Linked DNA regions of Homo sapiens: region 1 is linked to region 2. Evidence: chromatin contacts called from ENCODE Hi-C or POLR2A ChIA-PET data. All regions are on one chromosome and are shown on one strand. Each heading gives the region's core, a stretch centred on a gene start or an enhancer-like site at or near the end of the contact. The rest is flanking DNA. Distances are from core to core; before and after follow the strand shown. Region 1 holds the start of IL31RA (interleukin 31 receptor A). Region 2 overlaps PLPP1 (phospholipid phosphatase 1).

Region 1 (2,700 bases), core at 103-2,602, 410 kb before region 2:
CCGTTTGTAATGGACTGACAAAACCACGAGAAATAAATAGACCGGGGAAGAGATTATGATGCAAAAGGAAAGAAAACTAAGTTTTAAAACAAGCTATGCTTTCCAGCCCCACATTTTAATTTTTAACCCATTCCCCATCTTCCTTAGGCAATGTTCCACTAAGTAGGAGGAATAAGGGTGAGAAAGAGAGCTAGTCTTTTACCTAGAAGATTATAATTATGAGATATTTAAAATTCCAGCCAGGCGTGGTGGCTCACGCCTGTAATCCCAGCACTTTGGGAGGCTGAGGCAGGTGGATCACCTGATGTCAGGAGTTTGAGACCAGCCTGACCAACATGGCAAAACCCCATCTCTACTAAAAATACAAAAAAATTAGTCAGGCATGGTGGCAGGCACCTGTAATCCCAGCTACTCGGGAGGCTGAGGCAGGAGAATCGCTTGAACCCGGGAGGCAGAGGTTGCAGTGAGCCAAGATCGTGCCATTGTACTCCAACCTGGCGACAAGAGTGAAACTCTGTCTCAAAAAATAAATAAAATAAAATAAAATAAAATTCCATTATAATATACTATAGAGAAAAGCTAAATGCTAGCACAAAAATAGCAAGCATTTCTTGAATTTATTCAACCAATACTTAGTAAACACCTATTACATGCATAACAGCTCACTAAAGGTGTTGTGTATTAAATAGAATTCTGGTTAAGACAAGACCAATTGAGCATATACATTTATCTCTACTCTCTCAGGAAACTCCACAAAAATTATGGCAAAGATATAGAACCACAAGACAAAACAAATGGGAAGAGGCAACAGCAAATAAGAGATGTCAACAAATCTTTGGAAAAAGAGAAATGAATCAAGCCATAACTGAACTGGTAAAGATGAGAAAGCAGAAACCTAGAAATGCCTAATAAGGTTGCCAACAATAAGCAAACATAATTATGCCACGGAATCTCATACGGCTCAGGATTTGAGACACTAGGTAGGTAAAATCAACCCTCATTACTCACAGCTTCCTTATTTGTGAATTCACCTACTTGCTAGGAATTATTTGTAACCCCCCAAATCAATACTCACAATGTTTTGCGGACATTCACAGACACATGCCGTGGTGAAAAACTTGAGTTGCCTGATGCACATTCCCAGCTGAGGTGGAACAAGCTGACACTCTGCCTTCCTGTCTCAATTTTCATACTGCACACACATGTCTTTTCATGGTCTATTTAGTGCCATGCTGGTTATTACTATTTTTTTTTGCAATTTTTTGCCTTTTATGAGTGATTTTGCTGTTTCGAATGCCCCCCAAGCAGAGTGCTGGAGTGCTGTCTGGTGTTCCTAAGCAGAAGGAGGCTGTGCCTCATGGAGAAAATATGTGTGTTAAATAAGCTCTATTCAGGCATGAGTCATAGTACTGTTATTAGCCATGAGTTCAATGTTGATGAATCAACAATGTATATTAAATAAGGTGTCTTTAAACAGAAACACACACAAAACAAGGTTATGTATTGATTAGCTGACAAAAATGTTGTGACCAGAGGCTCACAGGCACCTAACTCTATATTTCCCCCACAGAGAATAATTCAGTATTTTCTTTTTTTCTTTTTTTTTTTCTTCTGAGACAGAGTTTCGCTCTTGTTGCTTAGGCTGGAGTGCAATTGCGCCATCTCAGCTCACCGCAACCTCCACCTCCCGGGTTGAAGTGATTCTCCTGCCTCAGGCCAGCCTCCCATGTAGCTGGGATTACAGGCATGCGCCACCAAGCCCAGCTGATTTTGTATTTTTAGTAGAGACGGGGTTTCTCCATGTTGTTCAGGCTGGTCTCAAACTCCTGACCTCAGGTGATCCACCTGCCTCGGCCTCCCAAAGTGCTGGGATTACAGGCATGAGCCACCACGCTCAGCAGTATTTTCTAATTCAGTGTTTGTGGCGATTTTATTGAACATAATTGCCAGGAATAATGAAGGAATAATGAGAATTGACTATACCTCTGAAACAAAAATCATAAGATTGGTTGAAAATCTGAAAAAGAAATAGACTACCTAATCCTAACCCCACAAAGCCAAATTCATTAAATTTCTCCCATCCCAACAGCAGATGGGGGGAAAAAACTTGAAAGAAAGGCAATGCAGAAAGCAGAATATTTTTTAAAAGAAATATTAGTTAAACCTTCATAGAAAATAAGAAAAAATGTTGTACCCACAAAATATGAATAGGATGCTATGATAAAGGCATAATTAGAGAACAAGAACTCTTGGAGATTCAAAATATGAGAGCTGAAGTCTAAAGACTAGAAAATAAAGTTGAGGAAATCTTCCAGAAGATAGAAGAAAAGACAAAGAGATGAAGAATAGCCAACATCTGACTACCAGCAGTACAGAAGCACAGAACAGAGGAATGGAGGGAAAGAAATAATGAGAGAAGTGATACAATAAAATTCCCAAGAATTGAGGAACATTTGTTTCCAGATTGAAAGGGCCCACTGTAAACAGCATAATAAATGAAAATAAATCTACACTGAAGTACAAAACAGTGAAGTTTCAGAATATCAAGAATAAACAGAAAAAAAATGTTTCCAGATAGGAAAAAAATAAGTCACATACAAAGGATCAAGGATGAGAATGGCTTTAGACTTAATAACAAAACCAGAAGTTAGAAAGCAATGGATCAATTCCTTTATAACTCTATTGGAAAATTATTTCTCA
Region 2 (2,700 bases), core at 77-2,576:
ATAACTTTGACCCACTGTTTGTAATTTTAAAGAAAATTCTCAGCTATAACATATTCCATACTTCATCATTTTCTGCTCTTCTTCCTTGACCCTTCTCAAAACACCCATTAACGTCTGTGTAATTGGTCAAATAGTAACTTGTACTGAGGGCTGTTTTGTGAAAGATTAAAATTACTATAGAGAGGATGACATTGATATAATAGAGGGCCTCAGTGGCAGGCCTGCTCAGTGGACATGCAGCCACATATGAAGGATATCAACTCGGGAAAATGATGTCAACCATAGTGTGGTAATTGGGTCAGTTTGAACCAACTGTGTTAAAAGAACAACTTTAGATAAATTTAAGGGTGTCACTGGGCAAGGAAGAAACGACTTTCAAATTGGGCAGCCCTCAGAGTCACTGCAGATTCAGAATGACTCCACTGCTTCTAAGTGGTCAGGGAGAATTTATGGACAGAAAAAGGAAAGTGAGTACAGAAAATGGAAGCGAGGTGCAGAAACTGCCGGATTGGTTACAGCTCGGCCTTGGAGCTTTATTTGAGCGTGGTTTGAATGGCTGTGAGTGGTTGAAATATGGCTGCAGGGACTGGCTGAGACTCAGCTGCTGTTACAGAAGCACATTCCTGAGTCAGGCTCCCAGTTTGCTTACTTACCAAATTAGGTTGTTCTTTGTACAGAAGAACTCAAGTATGTGAGCAGGGGGTTTTCAGGACAGATTTTAGTTTGATTTAACAGATGTAAAGTTATAATGGCAAAAAAAGAAGCCTAGATAAATAGATTTGTTGTAGACCAAGACCTTTCTGGAGAAGAAAGCAGGCCAGAGCAACCATGCACTGCATTTTACTGACTCTAGGTAGTGGAAATATTTGCTTGATGTGGATGTAGGCCCCAGCTTTTATTTCAGCCCTGAATACACAGATCCTTGCTTTTTACATTTATGTACAACTTTTTTTTTTTTTTTTAGACGGAGTCTTGCTCTCTCACCCAGGCTGGAGTGCAGTGGCGCGATCTCGGCTCACTGCAAGCTCCACCTCCCGGGTTCACGCCATTCTCCTGCCTCAGCCTCCAGAGTAGCTGGGACTACAGGCGCCCGCCACCACGCCCGGCTAATTTTTTGTATCTTTAGTAGAGACAGGGTTTTACCGTGTTAGCCAGGATGGTCCCAATCTCCTGACCTCGTGATCCGCCTGCCTCGGGCTCCCAGTGTGTTGGGATTACAGGCGTGAGCCACCGCGCCTGGCCTATGTACAACATTTAACCTCTAAGCCCCACCCCCGAATTCCTTGAGCAATGACTCATCTTGTTTCTCTGGGCACCTTGGCTTCATGAGTCAGTCTCAGATTTGGGTAGAGACGTAGTCATTTAAATCCTCTCCTAGGACAGTCTTTGATAGCCAAAACTTCTCTGTCAATTCCTGACACCCAGAAATTAACTTCTAGTTAAAAATGGCTCTTAAAACACCCTGACCATTGTTCTTCTCTGGCAGCCAGTGCAGCCCTGCACACTTAACTGTGCCAAGAGAGTGTCAGCATCAGTGAAAACCTCCCAGGCCTGCGGGAGCTCAGGGCAGGGCTGCTTTGCACATAGCCAGTTTATATGCTTAGTGACTCCCCGTGAACTTGGCTGAATGCCAGAGATTCCAAATTTATTTGATTATTCAGGAGAACAGCCATGGTATGAGTCTGTATTTTCTTTCAATACAGTGAGGAGTGTTAAAATACTTTTCCTGAGACCCTTCTATTGAGGCTGTAACCCCAGATTGTTTATATCACCGCCTGTTATGAAATTCCTGTATCTATGCTTCAGCCAGACTCTCCTCCTGCCACAAAATGCCTCTTATCTGGGCCTTGCCCCTGCCCTGTGTTTAGACAGTGCTGCCCACCTATCTAAATCCACTCAGACTCTTTCATACTATCCACTTTCCTTAAGATTCATATAATCCCTCATTTAGCATTCACTGTATACCTCCTAGCATTGTTGATACTTCGTGATGTTTTCCAAACTTGATTATTGCTGAACATTGGGCAAATGATGAACAACTCATGGCCCATAGCCTACGAACCTTGTCTGATTTTGAGGTGGGATTTAAGATCTAAATTTAGTGCCTCAGTGAATCCTAAAAATGGTGAAATTAAAACCCAAAGAAGACTAAACTGAGGCCTGCTTTCCAGTGTTCTTCTGGACAGATCTGTCATCAAATGTAGGTGGAGCAATCAATTTGGCTTGCCTGGCTAGTCATAAAAGCACTATTTCAAAATAAGTAGACCAAGGTATATTTCTTTGCATTGAGCCTGCTGTTGTTAGTCTAGTTCTGGGGTTGGTATTTTTTTTTTTTTCAGTGAAAGGTCAGATAATAAATATTTAGGCTTTGTAGGTCACATATTCTTTTTTGAAAAAACAAACAAAAAAAACTCCTTAAAAATGTTCTTAGCTTGCAAGCCAACCCCTTGACTCTAGTTTAAAATGGAAAAAAAAAAGTTCTTACTTTATTAACAATAGAATATTCAGAGGCTATGAGACAATAACAACATTTTACAGTTAAGAAGTGTTAACAAGATTAGTCAAGGAAAGGCAAAATCAAAACAGCTTCAAAAAATATCTCGTTCAACGATTATTTATTTTAAAGGTGAGATATTCTAATTAGATCCTTTAATGGAAGTTAAATGTTTCAGAAATTTCAACCAAAAATGGTTATATATC

What was found. Hi-C counts contacts between places; a loop is a spot of excess contacts on that map. ChIA-PET counts read pairs that join two places held with the same protein, here RNA polymerase II (POLR2A). Pooled maps may share reads with other maps.
Region 1: a map of heart left ventricle shows a loop between it and region 2 (9-fold over the local background). The contact joins the promoter of IL31RA here to the enhancer-like site in region 2. A Hi-C loop is called at or near these places in 1 of 168 maps with a recorded cell type or tissue (heart left ventricle) and 5 of 50 pooled maps. POLR2A ChIA-PET finds 5 or more read pairs at or near these places in 1 of 52 experiments (MCF 10A).

The regions. Positions count from the first base shown.
Region 1 is chr5:55,850,009-55,852,708 of GRCh38, reverse strand. It overlaps IL31RA (interleukin 31 receptor A), which reads right to left and starts at 1,352. Exons shown (of 15, transcript NM_139017.7): 1 at 1,076-1,352. The coding sequence starts at 1,138.
Region 2 is chr5:55,437,162-55,439,861 of GRCh38, reverse strand. The region is part of intron 4 of PLPP1 (phospholipid phosphatase 1); the gene reads left to right. Among named protein-coding and RNA genes, the nearest start is that of MIR5687, 70 kb to the left of the region's middle. RefSeq lists an enhancer at 898-1,725. Within about 2 kb of position 1,326, at least 29 of the 41 ENCODE cell types and tissues checked have a DNase peak (open chromatin) inside an H3K27ac peak, as active enhancers do; they include heart left ventricle, where a contact is called at or near this core.